Linked DNA regions of Homo sapiens: region 2 is linked to region 1. Evidence: chromatin loops called from intact Hi-C (ENCODE). Cell type or tissue: mammary epithelial cell. All regions are shown on one strand. Each heading gives the region's core, and the rest is flanking DNA. Links, peaks and the distances in the headings are about the cores only. Region 1 overlaps GPR176 (G protein-coupled receptor 176). Region 2 overlaps LOC105370777 (a long non-coding RNA gene).

Region 1 (12,572 bases), core at 2,122-10,121:
AAGTTTGGTACAAATTGACTTTGAGGCACCTGTGAAATACCCAATTTGATCTAAGAATCTAAAGCTGGAGGGTCATCAAGTATTGAAGTCATCAAAATTGAGTGGTAGCTCAAACCATGAGAGTAGATGAGTTCACCTAATGTAGAGTGGACCTTTTAACAAGCAGGTTTAAGAAGAGGAGTGCCATATAGGAGACAGCAGACAGTAAATAAATGGTCAAAGAGGTGGCAGGAGAGCTGTGGTAGAGAAGTGCCTCAGAAGCAAAGGGAGCAGAGGATTTCCAGGAGGGAGTGATAATAGCATCAGACCCAGCAGGGAGAGACCAGACAGTGTCCACTGGATGCAGAGGAATGCATGATGACTTTGGGAGAGAACTGTTTCAAAAGAGTGGTGGGGGTCCATTGCTGTACTTTTGGAAGTGAGTGGAAGGTGAGAGAGTGAATTTCTCCCTTTGAAGCCACTGTGCCAGGAGTTGAAGATTTCCTAGCCAGAGAAGTTCTGAGTCTTGAGAAGGTTGAAGGTGTTCACTGTGTGCATGAGTAAAGAGCAGGTTAAGTTCATTTGTTGATAAGTATAGGAATTGTGGGTCTTGTCACCCACATAGGACTTTGAAATTATCCTAAATAATGGCAAGGCCTGGGTGGGACAGAGGCTATGAGTCAGATACTAAAATCTTTAGCAAATGAGAAGGAGTTACCTGGAGGCTGATAGGTTACAAAAACAAAGAGGGAGTAGAAAGAGATGTAACCAGATGACAGGAGTTAAAGGAGTCTGGATTTTATATAAATATAGAAGGGCAGTGTGTTAGATGTACAAATAGGGAGTGAGTGAGGAATAGGATGACCTTATTCCCAACTTCGAGGTGGGGTGCCCAGGAGACTGCACAGCATCCAGTGGGGAAGCGGGCCCTTGGGTTTTGGTTAAGGCCAAGGTCTGTGAGGTAGGCACGATGTTGTCAAGTGTTAGTCCTGTCATGCAACAAGTTGCAGAGGGTCCAGTAAGAGGTTAGAGAGGAAAGGGGAGTAAGGTCAAGGAGGGGGAGCTCTGAGCAGCATGGGCATGAGGGTTTGAGAGTACAGTTTTGCACATATGACAAGGATGTGAAGTGTGGTGGCATTAATTGGCCTGAACATTTCAATAGACCTTTGGGATGAAGTTGCTTTAGGTTTCCCACAGGCATCTAAATATCAGCTGATGACCACTGACCTGTTCCAGTCAAGGCTGTGTGGCTCCTGGGACCATATTTTTCCAACATTACTGAAGGAGGTTAAGTGGGCTCCCAAGCAGCAACACCCTCATTGGTCAAGGTTTTAGTACTGGACAGGGAGTTAAGAAACAGGGTTTTAGGCTAGCTTTGCCTCTAACCTACTTTATGGACCTGGGCGAATCACTTAAACTTTTAAGGCCTCACTTTCCTTATTTTTAAGTGAGGGGTAGGCCCAGTAGTCTGTAAAATGATAGTTGACCCATTTGTTCTCTAGTTTTCTTCCATTAAATGTGGCACTTACGGTACTGTTGTAGTATCATTACAGCACTCAGTAACCTCTCAGTAATCTTCACCAAGGTGTACCACCCTTCAGGCCTAGCCACATATACATACATCCAGCAACGCCTACTCTCATCTTACCTCATCTGTGATGTTCAGGAAGGACCGTGTCCTCAGTGCCTAAATACATAGGGGTTTCTTCAGTGTTGGCCTTTCGGCCAGCCACCCCTCCCTGACTGTCACTCTGGTCATTTACTTTTTGTTTTATTCTCTTCTTTAGAATAATAGTGAGCTTTATTATCCAAAGAGCTTTAAAGTGGTTTTACAACTAAAGGCAGGAAACCTCGTACACTGGTATGAATGTAAATTAATTGGAACAACCATATGGAAAAGGGTATATAGAGGTTCTTAAAAAAACTAAAAACAGAACTACCATATGATCCAGCAGTCCCACTTATGGGCATGTATCCAAAGGAAATAAAATTGGTATCTCTAAGAGATAACTGCATTCCTATGTTCATTGCAGCATTATTCACAGTAGTCAAGATATAGAGTCAACCTGTGTCTGTAGACAGATGAATGGATAAAAAAATGTGATACACACACACACACACACACACACACAAATATTATTTGGTCACAAGGAAGAAGTCTTGTCATTTGCAACAGCATGGGTGATCCTGGAGGACATTGTGCTAAGTATAATAAGCCAGCCACAAAAAGACAGTACTGTATGATTTCACTTATATGTGGAATCTAAAAACATTGAACTCATGGAAGCAGAGGGTAGAATGATGGCTGTCAGGGGTGGGAGAAATGGGGAGATGTTGGTCAAAGGGTAAAAAGGTTCAGTTGTACAGGATTAATATGTTCTGGAGATCTGAGGTACAATGTGGTGACTACTGTTAGTAATACTGTATTGTACACTTGAAATTTGCCAAGAGAGATCTTAAATGTTCTCAACACACACACACACACACACACACACACACACACACACAGGTAACTATGGGAGGTGATGGATATGTTAATTAGCTTGATTGTGGTAATCATAATGTACATGTATATCAAAACATCATGTATACCTTGAATATATACAGTTTTTATTTTCAGTTATACTTCAGTAAAGCTGGGAAGAAAGAAGTGCTTATAGTGAAGGAAAATGCGGCTGTGTCATTGTTTTGAACATCTCTGTTGGGAAATACTGCATGAGTAATGGAAAGAGCATGGAGTTGGGGCAGGGTGCGGTGGCTCACTCCTGTAATCTCAGTGTTGTGGGAGGCCAAGGCGGGCAGATCACTTGAGGTCAGGAGTTTGAGACCAGCCTGGCTAATATTGTGAAACCCCATCTCTGCCAAAAAATACAAAAATTAGCCAGGTGTGGTGGCGTCTGCCTGTAGTCCTAGCTACTTGGGAGGCTGAAGCAGGAGAATTGCCTGCACCCGGGAGGTGCAGGTTGCAGTGACCTGAGATCCGTCATTGCACTCCAGCCTAGGCAACAGAGCAAGGCTCCAACTCAAAACAAACAAACAAAAAAAAAAAAAAAAGAAGAAGAAGAAGAAGAGCATGTGATTAGGAGCCAGGAGTCCTGGGCTTGATGCATCTGCGACCTAGTTCATAGGTGAATGCTAATTTAATACAAGGCAATAAAATGTTTAGAAAAATATTTGCTCACATTTGATGGAACATCTTTTGTGTTTGCCTACATTTGGATTTGGGGGAATTTGGGGTGAATATGACTATAAATGAGTGTGTTCAGGGATGTTCACTTAAACGTATCAGTGTGGCTGGGGTTGGGGGAGAGGAGAAACTTATTCTCCTCTTAGCTTTGTCCTCCATCTTGTTTTTGTGTTTTCTGGCAACAGTAACTTTGATAAAAGAGATCTTCCCAAGCCTGATGAGACAGCAAACTAGGGAATGAAAGAAGGGAGGATATAAATAGCACTGAGGACCAACATGGATTTTTTTAGGTGTTTCAGAGCTGCTAGACTCAATAATTGGGTTTTCTTATGAGACTTTTAATTGCTTTATTAAGAAAAATAGGATAAAATAAAATTGAACAAATTAGGCAGCCAAGCTCTGGAACTAGTAAAGAAGGCTCTATTTGTGAGTTGAAGAAGTAACCTTATTTTTTCCCCCTGATTCTAAGACTACTTTGAAGGAACAGAAGATAATGTAGATCACCTATTCTCTTTCATTCTCTCTCTCTCTCTGTCTCTGTCTCTGTCTCTCTTTCTCTCTCTCCCTCCCTCCCTCTCTCCCTCTCTCTCTCTCTCTTTTTGTAACAGGGTCTGGCTCTGGAGTACAGTGGTGGGATCTCAGCTCACTGCAACCTCAACCTCCTGGGCTCCAACCATCCTCCCACCTCCCAAGTGGCTGGGACTACACACCCAGCTAATTTTTGTATTTTTTTTTTATAGAGAGGGGGTTTTGCCATGTTCTCACTGTGAAAATTTACTACCAGAAAATAGGCTAAGAAAAATAATAGCTTTCATGAGATACTGGATAGGCCATTCCATAATAATAGCAATAGAAATTAAATTATAAACATTAACATAAACATCAACATCATTAACATTATATCCCTCACTGAAACAACTGGTAGAACACCACTTTGAGAATTGCAGCTCATACTGATCTTGTATGCAAGAAGATGAGAGAGAAGGTGTGTTTAAATCCAATTTTATTAGGCCTTAGTTCGCTGTGCACAAGAGGGTAGTAGCAATGGATTTAAGTTCAAAGGAAAAAGAGGTTCCTGAAATTCTCCCTGAAGTGTAGCATCTGCTATTTATTTCACATGTTTACTATCAATTTTGAATATATGTTAGTAGGACCATGAAAGAAGTTATATGTTTATGCAGCTGAAGCATTTATTTTTATTCTTCTGCTCAATTCTCTTCTTCTTCTTCTTTTTTTAAAAATATGTATTTCTTGAGTCAGGGTCTCACTCTGTCACCCAGGCTGGATCACCCAGGCTGGAGTGCAGTGGCAGGATCGTGGCTCACTGCAGTCTCAAACTCCTGGACTCTAGTGATCCTCCCACCTCAGCCTCCTGTATAGCTGGGACTACAGGTGTGTACCACCACACCCAGGTTAAATACATATATATATTTAAATTAAATATATACATATATGTAAATTAAATATATACATATATTTAAACTCATATATATATATGAGTTAAACATTGGGAGGAATAAAAATAGATTACAAAATATTGCAAAAAAGTACACACCAAATAAGTCAGATGATGACAGGTGGTGGTTTGTGTATGTGGAAGAAACTTCTTTGAGTTAAGCAAGATGATAAAGGGAGTATTTTAAATTTTTATCATACTTAATGATTTTAAAAACATTTTCACATATGTTATTCACTTTTCTCAACATACCCATTAGGTAAGGAGGCTCGGCACTAAAACCCCATTTCCTACATGAAGAAATTGCAAGTCAGGATTTGACCAAGCTCATGGAACTGAGTGGCAGATTGGATAAGAATCTGTTTGCTGACTCTTGATCCAGTGGGCTTCCTAATACTGCCGATTGTCTATGAATAGATAGCATTGAAAAGCTCAATATTTACAAATGAGTCAATTTTGCTTGTATGTGAGAACATATGCAGTTCTCCAGGAATGCTTTAAAGTGTCAGCTCCAAGAGTGATATGAAAATATTTGTCCATCTAGCATGGATTCTGCAAAGACAAGTATTTATCTGAAAACACCTTACCAAACAAATTATTTCTTTGTAGTCAAAGAAACAATAGAAATTCCAATTTGTATTGTCATGATAATCTAAGACATTTTTAGAAACGGTTGGTTTTTGCTTTTATCAGGCTCAAAAAGCGAGATAGTGGCTCCCATATTTAGGAATTTTGAAACTATTAATTTTGACAGGTAGAAACAAAGCCATTATTCCAAACAAAAGTGAGTGAACTCTGCCTGGCACCAACAGATGGCAGTATTGGTTGTGTACTGGGCTCCATGTTCTGTTGTTAGTCTATGGTAGACTCACGTTTGCTGGAATTGCAGTTAATTTTTTGTTTGTTTGTTTTTGTTTTTGAGATGGAGTTTCGCTCTTGTTGCCCAGGCTGGAGTGCAATGGCGCGATCTTGGCTCACCACAAACCACGCCTCCCAGGTTCAAGTGATCTCATGCCTCAGCCTCCCAAGTAGCTGGGATTACAGGCGTGCGCCATCATGCCCAGCTAATTTTGTATTTTTAGTAGAGACAGGGTTTCTTCATGTTGGTCAGGCTGGTCTTGAACTCCCGACCTCAGGTGATCCACCTGCCTTGGCCCCCCAAAGTGCTGGGATTACACACATGAGCCACCGCACCCAGCTGGAATTGCAGTTAATTTTTAAGCATTTTTGTGACATTATTAACCTCATGTAAGGTGTATGGAAAGCAATGATAATAAGAAACATTCTATTACTCCAAGTCTTATTGACTTTTAAGAAAGTAAAGATGATAAAAGGTGAAGCAACAATGATGACTTCCCTAAGTATGCAAGAGAAGAATCACTTGACACCAGATTGTTTCTGAATGACAAACTGCAGACCATGTAACACATGTAAACTACTGTTTCAATGCAGCTAACAATACATAGCAAGATGAAAGAAATGTGACTGAGGAGAAGGAAGAACTTTGGAATTTGTTATTGCATAAAGCTCTGTCAATATAAAAAAAAGATGCCAATTAGGCTAATATTTGGAGAAGATGAGAAGGTTTGGTCTGGTGAAAATGGATGGTATCACAGGCTTTATGACTGTTCCCATCAGCAGATCATCCATGTGAGATGTCATTGGTAAGCATCTGACATAACCCCTGAGGGGTTGTCAACTCTTGGGGAGTTACTATTGAGGGGAGTTACTTACCACACTACAGGTCAATTTTGGAAAAAGATGCCCAAATCTAAGGAAGATCAATGAAAAGAAGAGGAGGATGACTGGTGTTGAAACTCTGAAGTGTCACCCACCTGTTTGGTGGAAACTCATATAGAGACTGCAGACTTACGTAAGTCACTTGAGACTTACAGACATCTTCTCAATACCTAACCTTCGTGCAATACATTTTGAGTTCTTCATGTCATTAGGTTTTGGGGGAAGCATGGCTAGTTGATTTCATAGATTTCCTTTTTGCACAGTAATTTAAAAACCTGCCCTTGAAAATCTTTAATCAGAAACACTTAGCAGGGGCAAATTTTTATCAGCTTGAATTTCACCATCTGACTTTGTACTTTTCTGCTTGGTGATAAAGATGTAGTTAATGAATAGAATGGCCAAAAGGGGGACAAGAATAGAATAAGATGAAAGACAAATGACTGGTTGACAATCGTGGGGGCTGGCTTGTGGTGATGGTGAAGGTGCAGGGTGCCCATAGATAAGTGTCAGTGTCTCCCACTTGGTTGGTCTACTAGGAAGCTACTTCACCTTCTATTGAATATATATTAATAAGAAAAACTAGTCTCAAAAAAAAAAAAAGAAAAGAAAAACTAGCCCATGGCTGGTTAATTTCTCATAGAATGAGGTGCTAATGTATGAGCCTAGGTCACCCATGAAATTCACAGATTAGCTCTTCATTTGCTGCAGCCAGTGTTGTAGTTTTCGGTTCTATGCTGTCATCTTGGCCTGTGATATCCCTACCTGCGCACAGCTGGTATTTTTGGTTATATTTGATTTCTCTCTCTTCCTCTTTCTCATTCCCAAATTGATTCTGCCCCTGAAATGTTTCCCATTATCACTTGCCACTGCTGTAGTCCAGACCTTATTACCTGAGAAACAGTGTAGTAAAAATTTGGGCTTTGGAGTCAAACTTGACTTAAGAACCTGTTCCTTCCACCCACTAGCTTTATGACTTTGGGAGAGCTGCTTAACTTCTCTAAGCCTCTGTTTTCTCAGGCAGAAAATGTGGTTAGTTATAGTACCTACTTTGTGAGGTTGTCTTGAAGATCAGATAAGACAATACAAGTATAGTGCTTAATGTTTAATATATGTTAGCTATCAGCACCTGTATTTTTCGAATGGACTCTTCACTGTTTTTCATTTCTCTGATCTTTAGCTTCTTCAAGCCATTTCTCCTACTGTTACCAAAGTTATTTTCTTAAAGCACTGTTTGGATTCTATTACTCTCATGATTACACACACACACACACACACACACACACACACACACACACACACACACACACACAGATATTTTGGATATTTGTCCCCACCAAAATCTCATGTTGAATTGTAATCCTCAATGCTGGAGGTGAGGCTTGGTGGGAGGTGTTTGGGTCATGGGAGCAGATCCCTCGTGGGTTAGTGCTATCTTTGCGAAAAGTGAGTGAGTTCTTGTGAGATATGGTCTTTTAAAGGTACGTGTGGCACCTCCCCACCAACTCTCTCTCTTGCTCTTGCTTTCATCATATGAATGTGCCTGCATCCCTAGAAGCAGTTGCTGACATTATATTTCCTGTACAGCCTGCAGAACTGTGAGCCAATTAAACCTCTTTTCTTGTAAATTACCCAGCCTCAGATATTTCTTTACAGCACTGCAAGAATGCTCTAATACACACACACTAGCAGCAGCAACAACCACACAGTGAAGTCCTTTCCTGGTATCTCATTACCTAGAGGATAAAGTTGGTCTATTTTGATCTCTTAACAATTGGGTCTCATCCTGCAAGGGATGTCCTATTGTGTCCAGCCTCATGTCCTGCTGTATCCAGTTGTCAGCCTGTACTCCTCCTTCTCATACTCCCCATCTTCTCTGTACACATCGTGTATGTTTAGCTTTCTCTCCACCATTGACTTCATCCTGCTTCAGTTTGGAATGAACATCCCAAATGCCCTCACCTATTCATTCTTCAAGGCCCACCATGTCAGACTTCATACCTCTTCTTTTCTCCTACAATGTTGTTTATCTCTCTATTATACAACTTATTTCTTCTTGCCTTAAAAGAGTTTTACTGAGTTATTTTCATGCAGCTGCCACCAGCATATTCCAACCTTGGGAATGTAAGGAACTTGTTTTAGGAATCTTTGTATTCTCTATAGAGCCTAACTCAGTGGGTTGCATATTTGTAAGTGCTCAGAAAATAAATGCTGAATTGGATAAAATTGGCCTCATTATCCCTTTCCCATTAAAAAGCAATCTAATTTGCTAATTCAGGGTTTATTTATGAATGTCTTTCCATTTTAGCTTTTAGGTCACTCAGTAGGGATCAGTACATAGCATGGTATTGACATTAGATGAATGTATGTGCTTTGAATTCAAATCCTAATTAGTTAGATTCCCAGGCAGGTTGACTTTTTTGGTTGCTAGGAAATCAAGTAATAGAAAGGTATCACTCCATCAGTCATTGGTCACCTGCATGGGTGGAAAAGTTCGTGCAGATACTCTTGAGTTTATTTAGGGAAGCTTGGGAAAGGGTTTTGAAGCTTTTAGCCATACAGCGGTGAGGAACTACAGTAGAGTATTAGGAAAGGGGCCATGAGGATGAGGTCAAGGTGACAATCGAAGAAGGCAACTTGAGCATGTGGTGAGCACTGTCTGTTGTGTACTAGTTCTGTTAAAGGCAGTGAATCCTGCCCTGAGGGATGGAGGAAGTACTGTATTTCTCTCTACAGAAATACTTTGCAATGAAACATACTCCTACATCTCCACTCTCTACCTTGCCCTGTGTGATAAGAGATGGAAGGATATTAACAAAGAATGGTTTATTAGTCCCCACTTTTTCTTTATGGAACTCTCTTACTCTTTGATATCATGTCAGATTGGAACCTCAAAATATTATTTTTTGACTGCTCCATTAGACCTCAGTTTGGTGTTCTTCATCTGTTTTGGGCCACTGGCTTGTTGAGGATATGATGCAAGTTATGAACCCATTCCTTAGTTAAATGCACACGTACTCTAAAATTTTCATATAATTTCAGATAGTTTATTGACCCTCCCAAAGTCTGTCCTTACAATTCTCTTTTTAAATTCTGTGCTTGCCAACTGTATTAGTTTTCTATTATGCTTGGCAGTTAGTGACTTAAAACAACACAAATGTATTATGTCAGTTTCTGTGGGCCAGGATTCTGTCATGGGTAAGGTGAGTCCTCTGCTCAGGGTCTCACTAGGCTGAAATGAAGGTGTCAGTGGGGGCTGCAATCTTATCTGAGATTATCTTAGCTGAGGTCCTCTTCCAAGCCCATTCAAGTTGTTGGCAGAATTCAATTTCTTGCAATTCTAGGATGGGGTCCTCATTTTCTTGCTGGCTGTTACCTGGGACTCTAAGCTCCTAGAAACCCTTCCTCAGTTCGTAGTGAGAGGGCCCTCTCACAGCATGGCACCTCACTTCAAAGTCAGCAGGAGAATCTCAGTCAGTGGGCTCTGACAGAGTCTCATATATTATGCAGTGTAATCAAGGGAGTGGCATCCCATCATACTCGCAGGTCCCACCCACATTCAAGGGGAGAGGATTATACAGGGTATGTAGACCAGGGATTGGGAATCTGGGGGGCTCAATTTAGAATTATGCCTCCCACACCAATTCTCCATTTTGTTAGTTTTCTGGTTTTGGTGTTATGACACACTGATAAGTAAAGATAAGTTGTAAGATATCACAAATAATCTGTTATCAATAAAGTACTGGAATTTATCATTTTCTTCTAATAGGAAGAGATTTGCGGTTATCCTTTAAATGATGTCATTCCCTTTTGCTGCTCTCTTGAAGGGAATAGAAATGGATGGAGTTGCTATAGCCCCCCTGTAGTAGGCCCCCAAGATATCCATGTCTTAATTCCTGAAACCTGTGGCTATTACCTTATATGGCAAAAGGGATTTTGCAGATGTGATCAAATAAAGGATCTTGAGATGGGAGATTTTCCTGGATTATCTGGGTGGGCCTTAAATGTCATCACAAATGTTCTTGTGAGAGCGAGGCACAGGGAGGGAGATTTGACTACAGAAGGAGGAGATGTGACAATGGGGGCAGGAAGTTGGAATGACACGAGGAAGGGATCATGAGCAGCCTTCAGAAGCAGAACAGCAAGGAAACAGATTCTCCCCTAGAGCTGCCAAAGGAACTGGCTCTGCTGACGCCTTGACTTTAGCTCAATGAAACTGATTTTGGACTTCTGCCCTCCAGAACTGTTAGAGAATAAATGTGTGTTGTTTTAAGCCATGAAATTTGTGGTTAACTTGTTTTTTAGCAGTCCTAGGAAACTACCCTTTAATAACTGTGTTTACTTCTAGATATACTAATGGGACACCACCACCCCACATCTATGATGTCTACATTTTAAAAAAAATATGCACTGAGACTATTTGGGGATAAAGTTGGAAGAGGTCAAACAAAATGGGGAATATTTCTAAGGATCAAATGTGATTGGGGTAAAGGATTAATATTGTGCTATTGCAAAGAGACAGTAGGCCTTTGAACAAGAGTTCAAAATAAATAATAAAATAATAAATAATTGAGAGAAACAAAAGAATGAAGGGATTAAAAAGGGAACAAAATGTGAGGAAATGAAGATGAGGAGAAGAGAGAAGAAAAAAATAAGGAATGGAGAAGTACAATTTGGCCACAGATGTGCTCTGTAAACAGCTTGTGACAAGTGGCTCTTGTCTGGGAGGATTGATGGCTCAGGGCTGCACCTCTGGGAGCTGAGACACCTGCCCGAGGTCGGCATCATGACAAAGCTGTTTCTTCTCCACAGCTCGGTAGCGATGTCATGAGCACCTTGCCATTGCCTCTTGTGGCTTCAACTGCTGTGTCTGGGACTCCAGATCCAAGAATCTCTGCCTTCTTTTAAAATAGTTTGATGGAGGAAAAGATATAGGGTATTTTTTATTTCACCTAACCTAAGTATTTTCCAAAATACCCATGATAGAGTCCTTTTTAAAGTAAAATGATGGACCCTAAAATAGCAAAATAAAAAGCTCACCACAGTGTTCTTTTTTTTTTTTTTTTTTTTTTAAAAAGCAGTTGTGGGAATGAAGGACAGTGCTGCCACTTGAACAGAATGCAGAGGGGAGTGTATACACAGTGCTTTTGGAAACTCAGATGTCTCAGAAAATGTTCTGTAGGACTAAGCACTTATTTGGGGGAATTTTTTTTTTTTTTTGAGACAGAATTTTGCTCTTGTTGCCTAGGCTGTATTTGGGGGATTTCTTACTTCACTAGCAAGCCCATTTCCCATTTCCGGTGACCTCAGACTCTTTTATGAAGCCAGACCTGTTACCTCATCGGACAGGTCATTCAGGTGAATTTCAGGTATCTGCAGAGGACAGACACTGGCCTGGCTCCTGCCCCTTCGTATGGGCACAACACTGTCCAGGTAGCCCCTGCACAAGGACTGGAAGCTGATGGTTACTGAGATTTTGGTCTGTCCCCCACATTTCATTGTAACCGCTGGGTTAATGGGCTAATGTTAGCACTAATTAAAGATGTCTCTCTTAAAGCCTTTATCCTGAGCATTCCTAAAAGTCCAATAAAAAAACCCACAGCAAGTGTTTTGGCAAAGTAGTTCTAAAAATGACTGTATGCATAAAGCATTGGTTTGTCTTTGAGTGACCTCTTTGACTGACCTAGATACCATGATTAGCCATGTGCCAGTTCCAGGGAAGATGTGCCCAAGTTGCTAATTCCTACTTCGTATCTCATTTGTATGTCTTACTAAAATCAGAAGATCCCCCTTCTGCCCTGCTTTCATTTAGAAGCTGCCTGATACTCACAGTCAGCATGGGGACCCTGCTTGTTTTTAGGCTGGTTTATGGACTGCCTTTGTTGAGAAAAACCACTCTGCTGCCTGTATTCTGATCACATCACCAATCACATTGCTCCTGACCATCAGTCACATTTGTCAAAAAAGTGACAAGGACTCCAAGAGCCTGGAGAAACCCATTTGTGGGTGGCTGTTCGTGATCCCAGACTTTTGTTCTGCTGCTAGCTTCCTGCTCCTGCTTTCTCCTTGCACCAGTGTAAAACTCAGTTCATTCATTCCTGGTGCCCTTTGCACTTAGCTATCTCTTAATGATGGTAGAAGGTCCTTCCAGCCCCCCATCCCACTTATCTAGTAAGATGTCATTTATTATCTTAACAGGTGGCATCATGGCTT
Region 2 (12,572 bases), core at 2,129-10,128, 690 kb after region 1:
TATGAGAAGGCTTACAGGAGGCTACAATGGCAACTTTCCAGCAATATGAATGCTTTGAAGGCTCAGATGAACTCTGTTAAGAGAAGAATGCCCAGCAAGGTCCAGGATAATGTTTATGCTGAATCTTGTCCAAGTTTCTCTTCCTGGGAAAGATATTAGCTGACTCTGGAGCTAAGTCTAAGTTGAGGCCAGTGAGACCTGTCCTGTAGCTTCATCCCCATAACAATGGTTGATACTGGCTTTATTCATGGCTTCCTATCTACTGTTTCCAGAGATGATCTTTCACAGTCTTCAATAAGCCTTCAACTCTCAGGAATTTTACCATTTCTAAATTCAGGATTTCTGCTATTTCCTGTGGTTATATTGGCCCTATAAACAGCACATCTTTCTTTTCAGTGAAGAAATTAAATGTCACATAGTCTGCTCTGAGAAAAGAGCCAAGTTCAGGGCAGAGACTACCTTCCTGGGTACCCCCCAAGAAGGAGTCTTGATCACTTCTCTAAACATGCCCTGGATGTTCCCAGAGCTCATGAAAACGCTGCTCTCCAGTGGTGCTAGCAGCTCTGATGAAGGCTAAGTCCAAGCTCTGAATTCAGGAGAGCAGAGCTGCCTCCTGCTCCCACCACCGTGGTTCTCAGGCAGTAATGGTGAGCATGGCATTTAAGCACAGTATGTGGCAGATGGCAGGAATTTAATGCATAATTTTGTTTGTAAATTGAAAATGAAGTAGTGTTCCTTATAAGACTTCAGGGTATTGGGAGCTTTAGGTAATTGCAAATGAATTTCATGGGGCTTTGCATGGGGTTAAGTTTCTTTCTACCTTCTAAGAAGATCCATAGCAGCACAAGCTGACTTTTCTTAACTGAGATCAGGAAGTCATCAACTAACAAACAGGGCGGCGGCATTTAGCCTCTGCTGTGTACTATCTTTATGTTTGTTTGTTTGATCCCTAGGATACAGTACTATTTAGTTAGAGGAAAACATTTTTTCTACTTGAATATGTTTTTATCAGGTTTCTGATCCATTAGGCATTCTCTTCTTACTGATAAACATTTGCAGGCAGATTGTAAAACTACATTTGGAGGGGCAATGGGGGTAGAAATTTGCTTAAATTTTGTGCATTCCTTATTTTTGTACTCTCAAAATTTCCTACACTCTAGATTTACTTAGAGTTTATTTTATATATTTACATGCCTATATTTTCTTTAAGTAATTTTTTTGTATTGGTTTGAAGAGTGTGTATGAAAGGGAGGGGGAGAGATAAAGACACACAGAGAGGGTTTTGCTTTCAGTGCCTCAAAAGGCTTAACTTGGTTATTCAGGAATGATCTCAATTTTGTTTTGCACATATTTCACTCTGAATTTTATCCAGAAATTTAAGGTTACAATAACTCTTCTGTGGTTAAAAGCTGTTTTAATTCTAGGAATCTCAGTCTGAATATACTTTAAGGAAAGAAAAAGTCTAATATATTTGGTACTGAACACTTAGGTCCTAATTTTCTGTTCTGCCCTTATGCATTATGCAATATTTTCAGTGGGTTGGCGTTCTGCTTGGTGACCTTTGAAACATGCAGGCACCATCTTGAAATGAGGACCAACAGAAGTTCTGTCTTTCCTGTTTACTGTGCTCGCTTTCCAGGACTTCTTCCTGACAGTGTGTCTCAAACCCTGAAGGTTGACAATGAACACTCATAGAAAAAAAGATAGAAATTTGTTTGTGGAAGTGGGTATCTGAAGGGTTGCGGTTGATAAATTATTGCAAAATGGTGAGGAGATTATCTGAAATCGATCAAAAGTTATAACGATGGTTGTGGATGGGTGTGGCCCATCACACACATGGTGAACTACACTAGCTGGTAGGCGTCTCAGGTTTGTGAATGTGTGGATTTTGTGGATCCCACATAGCTCAATTCAGCTGAGTGCAGTTTCCTGGGTTCATCTAATACTTTTTGCAGATAAAATTGCAGAGAGTAAACTTGGCATTTACATTATGCTCAAATTGTTTCCTGATATTTCACTTACACTGAAACGAATGCAGTTTCAAAATAAGAATTTATAGCTAAACCAAGCGTATAACTATGATGATCACAGCTAACATATCTTGAGCCCTTGTTATGTGCCAGGCACAATTCCAAGCTTTTGACATGTATTAATTAACTCATTAAGTCCCGTTAGCAACTCTTGAAGTAGGTACTATTGTAACCCTTATTTGTAGATGAGTACACTGAGCCACAGAGGGGTGAAACAACTTGTCCAGGTTCATAGAACTACATGGGCAAGACTCCAGCTCCTGTTTTATTCACTCTGCTCTTCCTCCCTCTCTATTGAAAGGAAAGTAACTACTTTTGGATGCTAAACCTCAACTTTACAGAGTAGCAAAAACTATCAGATGTTCTTGGCCTATCATTTGCCACCTGATATTAATAGGAAAATGTCTTAACTCCTTCCAGCCAGCAGAACACTCACTGAATATGACTTAAGGGGATTGATGATGGAGGAACTGTCTAAGCTATGTCAGAAGAATCCAATGTGTTAACTCACTTTTTGCTTTAGTCTCCTTTCTTTCCAGGGCAAGATTTTCACTATGTGCTAATGGAAAGCAGTGGGCAGGGGAAGGGCAAATAAATGACTACACAAAGGTACATACCTGTACTTGGCCAGGGTGGATCTATATTTGGTAAGATTAAGCCCTATTGTATTTTCATGTCTAACAGTTACAGAATTGAAACTTGTCCCTCAGGACAGGAATTTGCTATCTACATTCCAACATTCCTTGTCTTCTGAGCAAAACCACTGCATTGATGTCATCTAATCCTCTTGTTTTTATATTTTCCCTCTTAGCTTGGTACTGTCTCCTTTCTTCTCTGGCCATTCTACCACACTATAATGGAAGGTTTTTGTTTTGTTTTGCTTCATTTTGTCTCCCCCACTCCTTTTAATTTGTCTTTGCTGGTGAGGGTAGTGGTAGTAGGCAGGAGTACGTTGGGAAGAGCAGAGAAACAAAACCACTCTAGGCTTTGAGAAAATTAAAAATTTGAGGTCCATTCTCATTTATTCTTCTTATTAAAAATATATCTTTGTTTGCAACTGTTACATAAGTCTCAAATTACTTAAAAATTGAAAGTCTCAAAAATTTCCTTTTGATTGTATAAAGGTTATTTAAAAAAATAATAAATATTCTCACATACAACCAGAAATGATAACAATTACCCCAAGCAGTGGTTCTCAACTCTGCTTGTAGGTTAGAATCAATACTTGGGGATGGTTTTTAAGTTATTTAAGAAACAATATCAACAACCCCCTCCTTTGTTCCTGTGCCCTGACAAAGAACAAGAAACTATGGTAAGTTGACCAGGGCAAGGACTTCTGCCTCTATTACTATACAAGGACTGCACTGGATAGCATGTTCATTCATTCATTCATTCCTCATTATTTACTGAGGACTTAACAAGTGCCAAGCATGGGGAGGAATGATGTGATGATTATGTATGCTCTGGAGTGAGAAGACACTGAGATCTGAAGGATGTGCAGGAATTAGCAGGGTGAAGGCAGGAGCATCATGAGAGAAGGTTGTGGGAAGAGTAATCTGGGCAAATGGTAGAACTCTGTGGTGGGAAGGAGAAGACCTCAGAGGAAGTTTTCAGAAGGAATGTGTGGCTGGGGAGGGTTGTGACTGGCCAGGACTGCTCTTTGAGACCTTTCTGTCTAGTCTCCGGTCTGCACTCACTGGCAGCCTGGGGAAGGACCAACAGAATATTCTACCACCGCTCTCCCCCAGTGCCTCTCTGAACAGTCAACTGCGATAGCTGCTCTGTCTTCACTGAATTCACCTAGGCCTTTCTCTCCGCTGTCCTGTCCATATGAGGTTTCCTCTGTGGTCACTTACTGTGTAGCAGCATCTATTCCTTAACTATTTAAGAAACCTTGGCCAGTTTGAGGCAGGGACGATATAAAAAGTCAAGGGAGGCTCTGGGGATTTGGGTTCTGGTCTTGGCTCTGATACTAAGTAGCTCCGGTGTCACGAGTAAGTCCTTTCTTTTGGGGGACCCCAATTTACTCACCTATAGGATGAGAGAGTAGGCTGAAGGGTCTCTGAGGCTCCTCCGAACTGAAAGCTTACCTTCTAGAGAAGCTCTTCAAGCCAAAAGTCTTTACCTTGAGATACCAGACTTGCTAGTTAATTTAGTTAAATTACACTTTTAAAATAATCATTGCTAGGACATAAGACTAGTTGAGAAATATATATTTTAATGCATATTTTAATTCAGCCAAGCTTGGGATGTCCGATTTCTATAGAATAGCATAAATATGGATGTTATATTCCAGTGGCCCTAATTGTGGTTAACTTTCGTAGATCCAGATGCTGCATATACCACAATTGAATAATAAAATGTCCTCAGACACACAGTACAAATATATGAAATATTTATTTGTGTTAATATGATGAGCCCTGAGATGAGTCATTCAAAATGGTGGTAATCTAATTATATTAAGAAATAATTTACTTACCTAAAATGAAAAAAAAATCCTAAAAATACCTAATGTTGGTATTTCTCAGGTTCTATTATTGGCCATGTCAATTGGAGCAACCATTTGGAAAGTCATTTGGCAACATCTCCCAAAGCTGAATATACATGAAGCCTAGGAGCCAGGAATTCCACTTCCAGGATATGCCCAATAGAAATGAATACATATGTTCACCAAAAGGCGTGTCCTAGAATGTTTATAATTGTGAACAGACCAAAGCTAGAAACTATCCAAGTGTCCATCAACAATGGAGTGGGAAATAAAATGTCTCTTCGTACAATGGAATCTACATAGCAATGAGAACAAAGAACTTACAAAAGTACACAGCAACATGGATGAAATTCACAAGCATAATTCCGAACAAAAAATGCCATGTACCAAAAAGCTTATAGCATATGACTCCATTTATGTACAGTAGAAAAACAGGCAAAACAGCTAGCCTGTTAGAAGTCAGAATGGTGGTTACCCTTTGAGGGGCTGTTCCTAGATGGGGACTCATGGGGTAATGTTCATTCCATGTCTTGAACTGTGCACTGATTACACTGGTGTGTTTAGCTTGTGAAATGTATCCACCTATACACTTATGTGGTTTTCTGTATGTACATTATATTTCAATAACATTTTAAGAAAGTGTTTTGCCACTTATTAGTTCATTTGACCCACACAACAGTTCTAGGAGATAAGAAGGCCAGGTAACTTTTCTTCAGATTTATAGAAAGAAAACAGACTCAAAGTTTGGTCCAAGGTCTCAGTGCTAATTGGTGGTGGAATCAGGTTAGGTATGTCAACCTCCTGGGCCAAGAAAGATAGTCTCTGTTGGAGCACCTTGCACAGTGCTTGATGCATAGTAGGTGCTCAATAAATTTCATCTGAAGCTGGATCATAGAATGGTGGCCTTCTAATCCCACAAGGCTGTTATCCTGCTGTGGGAGTAACCATCTTCTCTGGTGGTCTAATGTCCCTTATAGAATGTGCGTATTCTCTCCTAAGAGAAGAGTGGAGATGAGGCCTGAGTCAAATATCCTAAGAAGCTGCCAAAATACCTGTGGAGAATTGCATAACCTTGTCCCTCTAGGGCTTAGAAAAGAATGAGTCAGACAGTCAGTTCTCAGACACGGTGCCCAGGAAAACAGGAAGAAGGTTCACTTAGGCAGAAATCCATGTATGTGACCTTGGATACATCACTGAACTTCTTCAGGGGCAACAATTTGAAAGACACATTTGAGACACTCTGCCTAGGATGACGTGATCCTTCTGTAGCTGATCTTCTGAGACCCGTGAATTTTATGTACTATTTTCTAATTATATTCTCATTATTTTCAAGGGCATCAGACTGCATTTCAAACTTGACAATTCCTTTGCTATAATTTCAGCTCAAATTTTGACTAATTTATACTTTAAATACAAATATGCCCCATTTTCTGCTTGTCATCATAGTTCAGAAAGAAGTTATACCGACCATGTTATATAAAGTAATGAGGGGTCCTATTCAGCTTGTTAACCATGTTTCTTAAAAAAAAAAAGTACAATAGAACTTTCTTTGTCAATATAAAATTCGAGTTATTTATGATGTGGCTAAAGATATGATAAGAAGTCTCAGGAATGGAATCTGTTATTGCTTGGAAAATAAAATCTCAAGACCTTCTTTGGAAAAAAATGGAGAGTGATAAAATGCTTTCATTTAGGGCTTGGCTGTGATGTCAAGGTCAGCCAATGAGCTTAGAGGGAATCTGAGAAAAATAAAGAGAAAAATAGAAACAGATGTCTGGAAAATCTTCTTGAATATTGCTGGTGAAATTGTATGGTTAGAAGACAAAATTTCAGTGTTACATCCATCATCCTAAAAAGGTTATAATGAAAGCCATTTAAATTGGTGTTCAAAAACCTTGTGAGAACTTTGGTTGACTGTATTCCACCATGAAGTGCGTTTTGATCTGAAGTCTTGGTTAGGGTATTCCTCCAATAGGTCAGCTGCCATGGGCCTCCTATTAAGTCAAAGTCTCTATTTCAAATTAGCATAAGAGAGAACGCTGATGAAAAGGGGAATAAGAATAAAGCTAAATAATTGTTTTGGCTTCTGATTGATCAGCATCTATGTTCTCAGAAGCAAGTTTCTTTTTGCCTCTAGTTGCTGCTGATGGTAGGAAACAGAAAAATACCTGTCTTAAAAAGTTGCCGAAGATGGTCAGTTGAAAGGGTTGAAGAGCCTAACAGAGGAAATAGATCACCAATAATGGAGCTAAAAAGGAATGAAAGTAGACAGCTTAGAGATAGGACCCTTGGAGACACTCAGATGGAAGGGTTGTCAAAAGGCTAAGCATAAAAGACCAGGAAGAGCTATAATTCTAATTAAGGTTCAGGATGGTTTAAAAAGGAAAATAATCAAGATTGGTAAGAAGAGTTTAAACTTATAGTAGTGATAATGATTTGACAGTTTGTTCTAGAATGTCTATCTATTTTACTGATTAGTTTTCAAGAGTGCTGTAATTCATACTAAGAAAAGTAGAGAAAGCTGATTATTTCTAACTCAGTACTACAAAGGTTTGACTTAATTCTGTTAAATTCCTGGCTTACTGCTAATTGTATGACCTTGGATAAATTACTTCACCCCTCCAAGCCTCACTGTCTTCATCTGTAAAATGGAGAAATAGTAGCACCTACTTCATGACATCACTTTGAGGCCTCCATGGTGGATATGAATTGCTTATTCCAGAGCTTAGATTATATTAAAAGAATACTACATGGTTTTTGTTGATGGTGGTAATGATGATGTCCTTGAATATCTTTAAATTGAGGTGCTCATCTCTACCTTGTCTTTCAAAAGATTCGAAGTGTCTTAAGTCCCAAATAATAAATAAAATTTTATTTCTTTTTATTTCTTGTTTATATCTCACCTCCCCTAAAAGCAAGACTAAAACAAAATATTTATAAGGTTATTTCAAAAATAAAAAGGGGCTAGACACAGTGGCTCATGCCTATAATTCTAGTGCTCTGGGAGACTGAGGCAGGAGGACCACTTGAGGCCAGGGGTTTGAGACCAGTCTGGGCAACAGAGCAAGACACCACCTCTACAAAAAAAAAAAATACAATAAAAAAAAAAGAAAAAGAGAGAATTTATAAGAGAAAGATTAAGTCAGAATAAAAGAAAAAATACAAAGATGTGAACTAGAGAGAGAGTCTGTTTCAATCAAAATCTTAGAATGGATGGTTCATTCAAAATAGGGTAATGTAAGAAACATTTATTTTGAAGACTATTTACAAAAGTGGGATTGTAGGAGACCTTTAAGAGATATTACTTCTAGGCCTGAGGAGGGTGGGGTCTGGAACCCTGAAGAGAGAGTCCTGTAGAGCACACTGCCTTGAGAGGACCACAGGTCTCTGTTGAGACGCACAACTAGCCGGAGGTGACCTCACGGGGAAGGACTGGGGAAACACATTCTCTGAATTCACTCTCTTTCCTCTTTCTCATCTCCTGCTGCATCTTCCCATTTGCCCAAAGAGAACTGGAAGCCAAAGGGAGTGCGAGCCATTGATATTATTTACACAGACCCATCTGTCTCCAGGAGCAGAGGAAGAACGGGGAAGGGGAGGCAGTGGATCCAGAGGAGCAAACAGAACATGTCGAGCAGAGGGTACCAGAAAGTTGATAAATCAACGCTGAAATCTCAACCAGAATCCAAAGCACAACGGGGAATAGGATCATATACAAAAATAGCGTCATCAAATAATAAAACACCATGCCATTTCCACTGGAGCTTTTCTAGAGAATTCCACTTTTAAATGACATTCTGTAAAATTGTCCAAGTTGCTAAACATATAAAATTGTTGGATATCAATTTACATCAATTAAATTTGGGATGCATCTAGGAAAAATAATACTTTTGGCTTTAGAAATTGGTCCAATCTATTCTTTCTGAAAATGAATAGATAAAGATTTACAAAGGCAAATTTTACATTGTGACAATAAAATATCTTCTTTTTCATTAAGATTATTTTTAACCTACTATCATGACTGTTAAGTAGATAGCTCATAAAAAGGGTTCAGATCATTAAGGTAGGTTTAAAAGAAAGAGGACCAAAACATGCTGACTTATTCCATCCAGAATTGTTCGCTGATACATTGGGAGAATATCCCCGAGGGTTGAGTTTCATGGGGGTGAAGTGTAAGTATTGGGAATCAACATTCTCAACTGAGCACACACAGCTTGGCCCATCAATGGTTCTTTCTCACAGAGATGGAATCTAAGAGAAGGTGAGAAAAAGCTCCAAGTCAGCTTAAACTGATCTGGACAGATCGTTCCCTCTAGGTGAAAAGTCTGCCAGAGGAATCAGTGGTTGGAAGCAATATTCTCCTGTTTTGATATTTTGAAAGCCAGATCTCCCCAAAGATACAGCAAATAGAGCAGAGATTTGCATAACTCTCTTTGGTAAAATCTCTACTTTGTGTAAATACAATATTGGATGGATGGGGCAAATCCAATACTAGTTGGTTGTTAGTACCACTAAAAAACAACTTATGTTGTTAAACTTTATAAACACTTTCAGAGAATTACATAAACCTCAGAACAACATTGTGAGGCACTTTCCTCTTTCGAGGATGGAAATGTAAAACTCAAGAAGATTGAGAACGTTCTCCAGATCACCAACTGCTAGGATTAGTGTGAGAATGATGACTGGAGGGGGTGATAATCAACAGTCTTCTAAACATCTTTGTTACATGAACAAATGATACAGGTGAGAACACAGTCCTTTGCTTGTTTAGCTCCTGAGAATGCACATGAATTTAGAGGATGAACAGGGTGGGATTCCCATGCAAATCACTTCCATCTCTATGGATGTAGATGAGGATGGGGAGAGGCAGTGCCAGTGGCAGAGCAGCAGCAGGACTTCCTGGTGGCCCAGGCACCCAGTGGCTGTCAAAGCATGCCAACCTGCAGGAGCCAGACAAGCGTGGGTGGTTTGAGGTAAGTCCATGTCTCACGGATTGCCTGGGAGGCTTGGAAGCCTAACCACCCACGATGACAGGCCCTGACAGCCACAAGCAGGCATCACTAATCTGGGTCCCACTGCTCCATGCTCACTGTGTCAAAGGCTGCAGGTCAGTTGACAGCCTGGCAACCCTAAATTTGGAGTGCATCTAGGAAAAATAGTAATATTGTTTTCAGAAGTTGGCCCAATCTATTTTTTCTGAAAATGAACAAATAATAAAATGATCTATAAAGGCAACTCTCACATTGTGACAGTAAAATTCTATTGTCAATTTTATTGCTGTTACTCAGAGTGAGTCCTCTGTGTGAGGCGTCATCAGCAGGAATAACCAGGGTCATTGCTTGCCCTTTTTGGATTTTTTGTGCTAGAATCCTCTTGGGCTATTGTCAGTATGTGTCCTCCTCACCTCAGGGAAGTGAGACCTGAGTAATCACCCTTTTCACAACCCTTCTCAGAATTTTACAGAACAACTGGACTCAGTTAAGAAGCTCACAGCATCAGCATGCCTGGCAAGGAAGACCCTTTATTTCCCTTGTTAACAGGCCTGTGGTGGGCACTCAAACAACCAGATTGTCTCTCGGGAATCTCTTTGCCTTGTGAAACCTAGAAAATGTCTAGGGAATCTCTTTGCCTTGTGAAACCTAGAAAATGTCTTCAATGACAGGTGTTTTTGGAGGGGAGTTAAAGAAATAGCTTCTTCTCAATTAATGCAAAACACTGCCTCTCATTCCACCATGCAGCTCCACACATTGCTTCATGACTTTTCATCAGGCTTATGTAGCCCCAGAAGGGTACACTTTGGCAATAGGACATTGCCCTCTTCATTGTGCTTGGCAAAGCCCACTTGAGAAACGAAAGCTCCACAGAACCCCTCAAATTCATATGCTGGGCCACCCTAACTCTAATGTGAATGAGAATGGCCATAATGTGATAAAAACTTGTAAGTACCCAGCTTATTCCTCCTGAAGACCCTGAACACATTTCACACTGAGAAATATACTCTGGGCTCGATGTAAGCCATGGACAGGAAGCACTGCCATCAGCCAAGAGTAAGATTCCAGGAACTTCACCTGAAACCACTGCCAGATGAAAGCCACCTTGATTCTGTGACCATTGGAGACTTGGTTTCCTTAGTTGAATAAACACAGAATGTGGAGCTGGTAGATTCGGGATTAAAGCCCTCCACTGCCATTTAAGACGAATAGGGTTTTAGGTAGTCTTCTTAATTTCCCGAAGCTTCACTTTCTCATCTACAAAACCTGGAGATACCAATGCCTGTCTTATAGGGTTTCCAAAGCGATTAAATGTGCGCTCACAGAGAGAGGATGGGGACAAATAGCTCCCAAGGCATTCTTAACTGTGGAATCAAGATGGCCTCTTGGATCCTTGTAGCATCTCTCTAGGTGCCCAGTGGCTTTCACCTCCATGACTTCCTTGAGTCTCACACTAATCCCATGAAGGGGTTAAGAGCAGCTCTGGAACACTGTTGTGTAAGAAGAAAAAGGCACAATACTGAGAAGTTTAATGACTTTTTCCTAACATCATAACAGGTGGAACCAGGACTGATTGTTCTGCCCAAAACATTATCCAGGAAACTCTGCCAAATCATATTTTGTAAACAGTCTTACAATATCTGAACAGCAGATATTCAGGTGAGACACAAGGAAGAAGAGCTGTTCTACCCTGAAACTAGCCACAAATGAGAAGTTCTAGAATCTTCTCTGACGCTGAAGGATTTAGAAATGCCAATCATGAAAATGGCATTTCTGTTGAAAAAGTAATGATTCTTTAGCCACACCATTAACCTATTTAAAATGATGCAATCAATTTTGCTGTTAGTCATCTGCTGTGAATTATTGAGAAATAATGGCATTATGAAATATTATGAAGCCATTAAAAACAATGAGGCAGATCTATATGTGCTGAGATCAAAGGGTATCTATCAGATATTGTTTACTGAGAAATGCAGAGCAATATGTATAGTGTAATTGCATTTTTGTAAAAATAATATATACAACTTATATGGCATACCTGCTATAAGAGATCAGTAAGATTATATATCAAACTGTCAACTGGATTTGTCTCTGAGAATGTATTTGGAATGGGGATCAGGTAAAGGAATTTCAATTTTTTAAAACATTTTTTCCATTTAAAATTTTACAGTGAAGTGTATCCATCTTTTTAAACTGCAGAATATCAAAAGTCAGGAAAACAAAAAATCACATATAGTATATATAATAGATATTTATTAAATAAGAACTTAGTGAGTTTCATAATTCTGTTACAAAATATTACTATTATACTTCACATTTAATTTGGCTTTATAATATATATATTTTTAATATGCATTATGTCATTTGGGTTTTATATAACCCTCTTGAGTTGGGCAGACAGCATCTTACAAAATGGGATTTTGAGGCTCTGAGAGGTTACATCATTTTTCCAAGGTTATACATAAGTGATACTTGGACAATCTTCTTGTTACTTGACTTTTATTCTTTTACCTGAGATTTTTTGGGGCCCCTCTATGTGCTAGGCCCACTGTTCTCCCCACTACACCATATGCACTGCAATTTGCAAATAAAGATTTGAAAATACACAAGCACCATATAACTCAAAGCCTGAAAATGATAAATACAAACCTCTAACTAATGGATAACTCTTAGATGCAAATTTTATTTTGGTTACTCTCCCTATGTGCTTTTCTAATATAAGCTATAGCAGGTTTTATTTACTCAACCAAAGTTTCAGCTTGCTTTTCTGAAGAAAAGATTTGCTAGTTTCAACTTTAGCTTTTTTTCCTCTCTACCATTCACTTAAAGAGGCCATTACATGGTTTTTAGTTCATCTCTCACTTTAAAAGATAATCAAATGTCTGCACAGTCCTTTGTTTCTTTCTTCCATAGCAGATCATTTTTCCTTCATTTTTGTACGGGGAAAGGATTAGGCAGAAAAGATGTGCCAATCATCCCAAAAGACTGGAGAAGCTTATAAACTCATCCCCAAAGGGAAATTCTTTTGCCATCATGTCTCAATTAACTTAATTTCTGTGGTCT

The links. A loop is a pair of places that touch in the nucleus more often than their neighbours do. Peaks named below come from ENCODE experiments on the same cell type or tissue, not always from the same donor. Only the 100,000 strongest peaks of a DNase experiment are listed, where the experiment ranks them.
Region 2: a loop joins it to region 1, with 11 times the contacts of the local background. A loop is called at or near these places in 1 of 110 quality-filtered maps.

Annotation. Positions count from the first base shown.
Region 1 is chr15:39,868,012-39,880,583 of GRCh38, reverse strand. The region is part of intron 1 of GPR176 (G protein-coupled receptor 176); the gene reads left to right. Among named protein-coding and RNA genes, the nearest start is that of GPR176, 46 kb to the left of the region's middle. In mammary epithelial cell, for the core only: a CTCF peak has its summit at 5,443 (motif pointing right); a DNase peak (open chromatin) is centred at 2,693; H3K27ac peaks cover 1,092 bases.
Region 2 is chr15:39,182,153-39,194,724 of GRCh38, reverse strand. All of the region lies in intron 1 of LOC105370777 (a long non-coding RNA gene), which reads left to right. Among named protein-coding and RNA genes, the nearest start is that of LINC02915, 62 kb to the left of the region's middle. In mammary epithelial cell, for the core only: no CTCF peak of the experiment used is centred there; DNase peaks (open chromatin) are centred at 2,634, 5,604, 9,524 and 9,854; H3K27ac peaks cover 5,323 bases.